Regions from separate parts of the Homo sapiens genome. Here all the other regions are linked to region 1. The links are chromatin contacts, found by Hi-C or POLR2A ChIA-PET in ENCODE. All regions are on one chromosome and are shown on one strand. The core of a region is the stretch at or near the end of the contact, and the rest is flanking DNA. Distances in the headings are between cores, read along the strand shown. Region 1 overlaps BACH2 (BACH transcriptional regulator 2). Region 2 has its middle 110 kb from the start of MIR4464. Region 3 has its middle 86 kb from the start of MIR4464.

Evidence for each region. Hi-C counts contacts between places; a loop is a spot of excess contacts on that map. ChIA-PET counts read pairs that join two places held with the same protein, here RNA polymerase II (POLR2A). Pooled maps may share reads with other maps.
Region 2: a loop to region 1 is called in a pooled map, with 2.2 times the contacts of the local background. The contact joins two enhancer-like sites. A Hi-C loop is called at or near these places in 1 of 168 maps with a recorded cell type or tissue (PC-9) and 6 of 50 pooled maps. POLR2A ChIA-PET finds 5 or more read pairs at or near these places in 1 of 52 experiments (activated T-cell).
Region 3: a loop to region 1 is called in a map of heart right ventricle, with 2.9 times the contacts of the local background. The contact joins two enhancer-like sites. A Hi-C loop is called at or near these places in 4 of 168 maps with a recorded cell type or tissue (Calu3, endothelial cell of umbilical vein, heart right ventricle and 1 more), 2 of 37 single-sample maps with no recorded cell type and 6 of 50 pooled maps. POLR2A ChIA-PET finds 5 or more read pairs at or near these places in 2 of 52 experiments (A673 and activated B cell).

The regions. Positions count from the first base shown.
Region 1 is chr6:90,189,078-90,192,410 of GRCh38, forward strand. The region is part of intron 4 of BACH2 (BACH transcriptional regulator 2); the gene reads right to left. Among named protein-coding and RNA genes, the nearest start is that of BACH2, 110 kb to the right of the region's middle. Within about 2 kb of position 1,859, at least 2 of the 41 ENCODE cell types and tissues checked have a DNase peak (open chromatin) inside an H3K27ac peak, as active enhancers do.
Region 2 is chr6:90,423,960-90,427,292 of GRCh38, forward strand. No RefSeq gene overlaps it. Among named protein-coding and RNA genes, the nearest start is that of MIR4464, 110 kb to the left of the region's middle. RefSeq lists an enhancer at 1,317-1,606. Within about 2 kb of position 1,537, at least 4 of the 41 ENCODE cell types and tissues checked have a DNase peak (open chromatin) inside an H3K27ac peak, as active enhancers do.
Region 3 is chr6:90,396,738-90,400,070 of GRCh38, forward strand. No RefSeq gene overlaps it. Among named protein-coding and RNA genes, the nearest start is that of MIR4464, 86 kb to the left of the region's middle. Within about 2 kb of position 1,779, at least 4 of the 41 ENCODE cell types and tissues checked have a DNase peak (open chromatin) inside an H3K27ac peak, as active enhancers do.

The DNA of each region.
Region 1 (3,333 bases), core at 609-3,108:
ATAGAAATTTATATTGTATATTTACATTTGGTCTAAAAGCAACTTCTTAAAATTCACCAACAGAAAAAAACAAATACATTTTTTGGAGAGAAGCAACAATGTAGGTAAAGATCACAGATTGTTTAAAAGGCATATCTAAACATCTAAGAGACAGTCTTTGTTTAAATTGAACTAGGATTTCCTGGAGAGTAGTAAAATGTTGTTTCAGTATAGTGAATGTGCAAGTTAACACTTCAAGAGTGGGCTTCCGGCCGGGCGCGGTGGCTCACGCCTGTAATCCCAGCACTTTGGGAGGCCGAGGCGGGTGGATCATGAGGTCAGGAGATCGAGACCATCCTGGCTAACAAGGTGAAACCCCGTATCTACTAAAAATACAAAAAATTAGCCGGGCGCGGTGGCGGGCGCCCGTAGTCCCAGCTACTCGGGAGGCTGAGGCAGGAGAATGGCGTGAACCCGGGAAGCGGAGCTTGCAGTGAGCCGAGATTGCGCCACTGCAGTCCGCAGTCCGGCCTGGGCGACAGAGCGAGACTCCGTCTCAAAAAAAAAAAAAAAAAAAAAAAAAGAGTGGGCTTCCTTTGGCTTCAAACTAAACAGCTGGACAGGGGATGCTACTTAATTCTTTTTCTTCCCTACCAGAAGGAGGAGGTGCTCAAGTATTTTTCTTTATTCTTTCATCTGTTTATCTGCTGAGCAATAGGGATCTTGCTTCAGGTTGGTTAATCTGCTGAGCCATGACACATATGAGAAGGTTCTCTGGCAGGACAGTATGCTCTCCAAACAGAGACTATGGCAGTGAAAGAACCAAAGATATATCATCTCCCCTCTGAAGCCTCTGCTTCTTTGGGGTAGGAATTGGTCTATTAACTCTGAGCATTTTTTTTTTAAAGATGGAGTCTTGCACTGTCACCTGGGCTGGAGTGCAACGGCATGATCTCGGCTCACTGCAACCTCTGTCACAGGGGTTCATGTGGTTCTCTTGCCTCAGCCTCCCGAGTAGCTGGGATTACAGGTGCACACCACCACACTCGTCTAACTTTTTGTATTTTTAGTACAGACAGGGTTTCACTATGTTGGCCAAACTGGTCTTGAACTCCTGACCTTGTGATCCGCCCTCCTGGGCCTCCCAAAGTGGTGGGATTATAGGCGTGAGCCACCGCAAGCAGCCAACTCTGAGCATTTTTAGGCACTAACATTCCAAGCGTCTGAGATTCCAAATAGGAAAGTGCTATTTTAAATGACTCTTTAAGCTACCATTACAGATAACTGTAAGAAATATTCAGGCCTGAAAAAATGTTCATTCATCACCAAAATGTGAATCACTTCTAATTGATTTACTATTTCTGCTCTTCTGCTAATAACAGAATTTTGTCACTATCCACAAACATTCCAGAACACTTATCTTACAGAACAGAAAAGCAGTTGTCTATAGTAAAAACACTCCAAGTTTCCCTTACATGTCACACTGTAGAAAGGAAACAAAACCCATTTATTTTCTCAACTATCTTGCCTGTGATAGTCTGTGTACGATAAAATTTATAGAAAACTAAAATGCTAGAGTCCCTACAGACTTCAAAGATAATCTGGCCCACTGATTTCTTTGTAAGCTGAAGCCCCTTGGCGAATCTGATGGGAGCTATGAACCATTCTCCCTCCAGAAAAATGTATATGCATACCAAATATTGTATTCACTTCCCAGCATTTTAGAGACAACCCCTGAAGCCAACCTAGGCTAAGACCCCAGACCAACGACTCTGATCTAATTCCACTGCTTTGTTTCACATATGGAGACACCAAGTTCCAAACAGGGGATGTGGCTTGGCCATAATTGCTCGGCAGAAACTATGAGAAAGTAAACTGGATGAAACTGAAAATGATGCAGATAGCAACTCTGAACCATCACAAATCAGGCCTATCATTTTGCTAGGAAAGGAGAAAAGGTGAAGTGTTTCAAGAGGAGAGCTTTCTTTCATTTTAGGTTTCTGGTTGAGCTTCTCACTGGTTTTCTTCATCTTGCCTTCGGGCCAGGCCCATCCGTGACTTAAGGCTACCTTTTCTTGTGTTTGCTTCTGTAAATCAGTAAGACCTGCATAACCTGGCCACATTCAGAAAGGAGGGCAAGTGTGAGAGTGTGAAGTAGAAACCAGTTTTAAGGAACTGTAAGAGTTCTAAAGAACTCTAATTTGGTCACATAATGGATATTTAAGAAGTATTCTGAATCAAACACTGCTCACATATTTAAGGAAGTGGCAGTCTACTAAACTGTCACCGAGTAAAAGTCCTAGAGACTTGCTTTAATGATTAGATGGAACAAATTTTCAACTACTGCATTCATCCGCACATTTGCAAATGGCTCATTCTTTTAAGAACTAAAACATTCATTCTGGGATTTTGTATTTGTGTTTAGTTCATTGCAAATTTACTCAATATATTTCGAATTCAATTCAACAAATACGCTTAGGACATTCCAATGTGACGGAATGGAAACGTGCATGGATTTTGGAGTCACTAAGATCCAAATTCAAATATTGGATCTGCTTTATCTAGACACGTGATTATTGGGCTCATTACTTAAGGGTCTCTGCGTTTCCCCATCTGTAAAGTGGGAATAATACCAACTACTGTGCAAATTGGGTTTGAAAATTAGCAATAATATAGTCTATTGTAAAGAGGCTAATGCAGTATCTGGCAAACAGGGATTCCATAAAATGGTAATACTTAAAATAATGATTATTTATCAAATATCTACAAAGGACAAACTTCATCCTAGACCCTTCTCTAAAATCTGAATTCATAATATCAAAATGAATGAGGATTTAATTCATTCTTAAAATGACTCGAATACTTGCTAAGATTTTGACATATTAAAAACTATAACCATTATAAATGAAAAGGCCACTGTTCAAATGACTAGCTTTGCTACAGTACAACTGTCAGTTTTTTGACCAAAAGGAAATTTATAATACCATTGGTGGGTTTTAAGTCTTTAGGTAAAAACTGTGTTTTAAAGTAACAGAACAATAAGACAGCAATATAGTGGTTTCTTAATGACTAAAATCTTACATTACATATTATGGTTCAGTATTAATGTGCTTTCACACTACCTACTGAGTTTTCAGACTGCAACTACTTATCCTTTTCAAATTGCTATCACTCTCTTTTTCATGGGAGATTTCTTACAAATTCCTTGGAGAATCCAAAAATTTACAGTGGAAATTTTTTCTCGATTCCTTTTTTTTTTTTTAAAGAATAAACCTATTCAACAGGTAAATCTAAATAATTTTTAGCAGTTCTAAATGTAGAGAATTCATAACTTCTTATTGTAATTGAAAAGGA
Region 2 (3,333 bases), core at 287-2,786, 230 kb after region 1:
GTTCACTTCCTTTTATTGCTGAGTAATATTCCATTGTATAGATACACCAAAATTTTTTATTCATTCACCTGTCGATGGACATTTGGGTTGTTTTTAATTTAGACTGTTACAAATAAAGCTGCTAGGAACATGAGTGTACAAGTCTTTGTGTGTACAGATGATGTTTTTCTTTCTCTTGGGCATGCTTTCATTTATAGCTTGGGTAAGTATCTATGAGTGGGATAGCTAAATTATATGGTTAAGTATATGTTTAACTTTTAAAGAAACTGACAAACCATTTTCCAAAGTGATGATATCATTTTACATTCCCACCAGCAGTATATGGGAGAGCTTCAGTTGCTCTACATCCTTGCCAACACATGATATGGTCTAGCTTTTTAATTTTAGCCATTCTAGTGGGTATGCAGTGCTATCTTGTTGTGGTTTGATTTGCATTTCCATAATGACTAATAATGTCGAGCATCTTCTAACGTGTTTATTTGCCATCTGTATATCTTTTTGTTAAAGTATCTATTTAAATCTTTTGCTCATTTAAAAAATTGAGCTGTTTGTCTTATTATTGAATCACAGTAGCTCAATAATAAGGTCTTTGTTGGATATATGTTTTTTGTTGAAGCTATGATTTGCAAATATTTTTTATACCAGTCTGTGGCTTGCCTTTTCATTTCCAATAATTTATTTTTAAACATAGTGAATCTGACATTTCTATGAGACATACAAGTAGAGCTCTCCAGCAGGGAGTCAGATATGGAGGTCTAGAGTCTAGAAGAGCTAGATGAAGACTCAGGATCTGTGAGTGAAAGGAGAAGATGACTACAAAGGGGCAGGAAGCACCATTTGGGGGTGATTGAACTGTTCTATGTCTTGATTTTAGTGGTGGTTATATATGGCTGTATACAATTATACACACTCAGAACTGTACACCCAAAACAGTGAATTTTACTTTTGTAAATTTACCTTAATAAAACAATTTTAATGGGGCAATAGTTGAAACAAACAAAAAAGTTGATCATTATTGAAGCTGGGTGATGGGTACATGAGGGTACTTTATATTATTCTCTGGTTGTTTGTAGGTTAAATTTCCAAAGTAAAAAGGAATAAAAACAACAACAATGACAGAGCAAACCCCTTGACCTCACATTCCCCTCTCACAATCATACCACTTCTGGGCCTCCTGTCTAAAAAAATTTCTTGAAAGAGTTGACTACAGACACAATTTTCGCATCTTCACCTTCCATTCAAGCTTTTCTCCCCACAACTCCGTGGACTCATGTCAAGGTTCTTGAGGTCATTGAAGACCTATTGACCTTCATGTAGCCCAAACAAGAGGTCATTTTCTTTCCTCACTTGACTCATCTCTCAGCGACATTCGTTAGTTTCTTTTCTTGGTCTCTGTCTCATCTTTCATACTCTTGGTGTTCCTCCTCTCTATTCACATCTTTTTAGTTTCATTTTCTGTCTTCTCTTTCCAAAACCTCTAAACTGTGACATGTATGAGGGTTAGCTTCTTAGCCCCAGTTCGCTCTCTCTTTTTTTTTTTTACACTCTTACTTCATCAGGGACTATGGCTTTAAATACTGTCTCTATGCCTATGACCACCAAATCAACACCTATGGCCCTGACCTCACCCCAAAGCCCCAAAGTCATATATCTAATGTCTTATTTGACATCTTCATCTGGAAGTCTACTAGGCTTCTCAAAAGTAAAATGTCTACAAAATTGAAAGGGTTATTTTCTCATACCTGTACTCTAGCCTACATATCCCAGTAAATGGCACTGTGTCCCCCAAGTCACTTGAGCTAAAAACTTAGAAATCATCCTTGCCTCCTCTCTTGCCATCTGTCATCTCCCACCATCCCCATTATTATCCATCTACTTCTGAAACGCTTACTGAATGCTTTCAATTTTCATTTCCACTACCATGATCCTAATTCAAGCTACCATATCCTTAGCTGTATGCATTTCTTGCCCCTACTCCTCTCTTTGATAAATATTTATGCTTAATTTAAGTTCTAAATTTCCATATGTAGTTTTATGAATGGTGCCTATAATATATGAAACTTTAAATTTAAATTTCTATAAAACTACAACACTCTACTCTTTCGTTTCTTAGAGACAGAGCCTGAATTTTTTAAAGTAGTACTGAAGAAAATTGAGGCATTTTATTAAAATGAAGATGGGGAAAATATGGAAATCCCCTGTCTAGTTCAAAGTCAAGACTGCATAGCTAAATTTGAAGACGGAGTTTAGTGCCAAGTCACTGTTAAGAAAGTACATGCTCTTTGTGCAGGGAAATCGAATGCTTGAAAACCAATAATATTTGGACTGGTTGGTACAGATTAAATCTTGGAAGTAACCTTCTGGTTTTGGTCTGTCTTTAGAAACATGGAGATAATCCTAGGAGAGAGAAACACTGGTTCCTTTTAGATCTGTTTGATTTCATTAGGACTAATTTATCAGTAAGCCATTGGGAACCTGGAAATTAGTAGATGAACAAGGCAGCACAAGTTAATTAATTAAAAATTAATTAGTCACCACAAATTTCATGTCAGCTGCTCACAGGTCTATGTTTTTTGTTGTTGTTATTGGTCTGGATACAAACAAGAAAAAGTCCTTATGTTCCTTATCTCACTTCTGACTTAATAGATCAAGCTCTTTTGGTTTTTCTCTTAAGAATTATTTACCAAAGTGTCAATATCTTGGAACCTTTCCCCAAATTTTCTACAATCTCCTTAAATCAAGTACTGCAATAGAATATTTTTATAGAAAAGAGGCTGATTACATGCCTGTAATTGCAGCACTTTGGGAAGCTGAAGTGGGAGGATTGCTTGAGCCCAGGAGTTCAAGACCAGACAGGGCAACATAGTGGGACCCCATCTTTGCAAAAATTTGTAAAAAAATTAAACAGGTGACATGCACCTGTAGTCCCAGCTACTGAGGAGGCTGAAGTGGGAGGATTGCTTGAGCCTGGGAGGTGGAGGCTGCAGTGAGCCTCCACATTCCAACTTGGGTGATAGAGTGAGACCTTGTCTCAAAAAAACAAAAGGAAAAAGAAAAGAGAGAGGAAAAAAAAAGAAGTACTATAGAAAAGAATGGCAGTGAGGTTTTGGAGACAGAAGAATCAGAAAAATAGTAGTAGGTACTAGCAATAAAAATAGAAAAACTTTGCCAGGCACAGTGGTTCACGCCTGTAAATCCCAGCATTTTGGAGGCTGAGGCAGGTGGATCACAAGGTCAGGAGTTTGAGACCAGCCTGGCCAACGTGGTGAAACCCCGTCTCTACTAAAAATACAAAAATTAGCTGGGTGTGGTGGTATGCACCTGTAATTCAAG
Region 3 (3,333 bases), core at 529-3,028, 210 kb after region 1:
GGAAGCATGAATTCCCTAACTCAGTCAGTGGAAGTAATGATGAAATGACCCACTCTTCCCATCTGTTCAAAGTATCTAAAGTATACTGTGTATCTGGAAAGATGACTGGGCCTTTTTGGGGGTTTTTGGATACTCTCAAGCTGGCAGCCTCCAGCTTGTGCAGCATATAAAAAGTACAATGGGTCCTGCAGGTATAGCCACTGTTGCACTCCCTTGCCATAGAGTGGGTCCCTGGGTCTGAAGCAATGTTATGAGTGATGTGAACAAGTCAGAAGCTCTGAGAGCACTCAGATGGTGGGCCTGGCCCAGGCATGGTGGGCAGGGGAGGTAAAATCCAGGCCCAGAACGTATATCAATCTTAATAAGGACAAATTACTGCCCCAGCTCTTGTCCTAGGTGGACGGGATCTGATATAATCAACTTGCACCAAGTGTTTGTTTGGTCTCCTCCAGGCATGGTATCTTATCCAGCCCTGGGGTTTGTTTCTGCTGCTGAGAGATCAGACAGCAACAGCAGTAGCAGTTGGATCAACCTCAGTGTTTGATCTTTCCTCCTCCCTCCTGCTAATTGCTCTGTCTACCTGATTTTAGATACCTGACCCTAAACAGGCAGAGACATATTTGTTAATGAGACGTTGCTAATGATCTTTTCGCTCAAACTAGGTGCTCTTATCTCCTGCTGTTTCTTCAAAGAGTAATTTTCCCAGATGTGTTTGTGATCCAAGCTCAACAGATCACATTGTACTTCAAATAGGCAGCAACAGAAAACTTGGATCAAAGTAAAACTAAAACTACAACTTTGGAAGGAAGAGGTGGGAGATTCTGCTCTGGAAGAATCAGCTGACAGGAGCCTAGGAAGGAGAGGAAGCTGACCCAGGGACCTAATTCTATTTAGTTACTAATCTGCTGTAAGCAATTACATTTGAAGATCCAATTTTGCAAAAGATCAATGAGAACCTCTGGATTTCTCTCTTGTAGTAGTTGTGTAATGATCTGAAGCTCATAAGCCCAGGGACATATCTTATTTTCCCCCATATTCCCAATGCCTGAGCCAGTGCCCTGCTCAAAGTCCCGAATAAATATGTATTTGTTGAGTGGACAAATAAACAAACAAATGGATGAAGTCTCGTAGATAGAGGGTGCTTTGTAGGAAATCATTTGAGTAGCAAGATTCTCCAACCCACGTAACACAGGACCTGATTTGCAGAACTTTGTTTAGACATAGCATTTCAAGAGCACGTTTTCTGAACCATAAAGGAAAGTAGGGTTCTAGATGAATAATGCCTTTTCACAGTGTCTGAGTCACCTCACACCCCTCACCCTCATCTGATAACGGCCCTTGGCAGATCTGCCCTTTTGCAGGGGATTCCCCAAGGCTCTCACCTCTTGCCTGCCCCTGTGTGTGTGACTGCAGCAGGCACAGGGTTGCCAGGCACCAGAATATAAGCACAGAGCTGGAGGAAATGGGAGGAATGATAGGGCAAGTTTATGGCAGTGAAACTTCCTGACAGTATGCATTTATGGGAATATCATACACATTTCACCTTATGATGGTATTTTTTATGCTGACAGGAAGATAAAGCTGGGCAACAACGGAAAAGTTGACTACCAAGGTAGTGTTGAAAAGGAAAGAGTTTGTTTCAATGAGACATTCTCATTATAGATGTTGGCTTAGTCCAAGCTTCTGCCTCCTCTCCCATCACAGAGGTTCTCTTCTTCTAATATATTGTGGAGGAGGGGGGTTTGTATCAGTGCAAACTGTACTGCCTCTCTCATGCTCTTGCTTCTACAAACACCCCTCTCCAAACAAGGACACCACAAGGGCGTGACAAGCGGTGCTCATCACAGCCTCTAAGCTTCAACATAACAGGATTGTCTTTCTCTTCAGTTAGATAGGGACATTTAGATAGAGCTTTGTCCCTCAACAATCTATTGAAGAGAGCAAAAGCAGTAGAGGCCCAACAGAAGTTCATTTTGGAACTTGCTAAATTAAAAGTAAATAACACTCAGCATATTAAATGCCCTCTAAAAATATGTGAAAGTACTCAAAGGCCTTGGCATCCAGGAAGTTCCCTGCAGGATGTCCACCTGCACTCCAGTGCTAGCTCTGGGAAGCTGTATGAGCCTGGTAAGTCTTGTGCCTTCCTGGGCCTTGGTCTCCTCCTCTGTTAAATATGTGATTTGGACCTTCCTTCTTTCCTTCCTGCCTTCCTGCCTTCCTACCTTCCTTCTTTCTCTCCTCTCTAGCTCTCAGTATAGAAACCCTTTCTTTAGATGCGATCTCTTAAGAAAGGAAAACTAATATATATAAGAATATTAAGCATGAACCTTCTCTGGTTAAGCGAAGCAGGAGAGAGGTCGGAAGTATATGTTTCCAGAAGCCCCTGAACCTCAGGAACCTCTAGGCTCCAGTTGGAAAAGCCCTGTAGCTGTGTTATTTCATGATCTGCAAACTCTCTACGAGAGCTGCTTTCCTAGTCTTACCAGCCAAAGAAGACGTAGACTTTTCTAGCAAGGAGGACAAAGAGTTCGGGAATATCCATTTCAGTCAGTTTTCAAAACAATCTTGTATCATTAGGAGAAACACAAACTTGGGTCTGAATCCCTATCCTTTAAAGGACTCCTACAGACTTGGCTTGGGGTTCCTAACTGCAGGGAAAATAAATCCTCAATCATTTACCTTCATGACATAGGAGACCCAATGATCAACAGTATTTCTCTGTATAATCTTCTTTCTGACAAGCTCTCCAAACAAAAGAAAAGAGAAAGAGAAATGGCCATAGGAGGGAAGACTTTCTTCTAGGGCATTTGAGAAGATTGTCAGACCCAGATGCGAGGCACCACCTTTCCACCTTATGCCTCATTAATGGAAATAACGCAAAAGCCCAGATCTAAGGCAGAGCTTCCCACCTATGAACCTGCATCTCAATCTTCACCTTCCAGGAACCAGACAGTGTCTTCTAGGCTGATTACTTCCAGTTTATCTCATTATGATGTCCACATATTATAGCTCCCCTCTCCCTTGTGATGAGCATGGAAAATATCAGTGACTCCAAATCCCAATTCTTTCACCTTAGAAAACAAATCTGAGAATCCCTCTACCACCAAGCACAGTACCTGGATACAACAGGCACTCATTAAATGTTTGCTTAGCCAATGCAAGGATAAATGAATGAAATTCCTCATCCCTGTATTCATTTCTGAAGACCTGCTGGTGAAAATTTAGCTCTAAACATCTTTCAGATTTATTCCACTGAGGTATGAAAAAGGGAAAATAAATGACGATGCAAGTGAAGTCAGGAGCTGGCACAGAAAGTGCAATTGGATTCTGCTT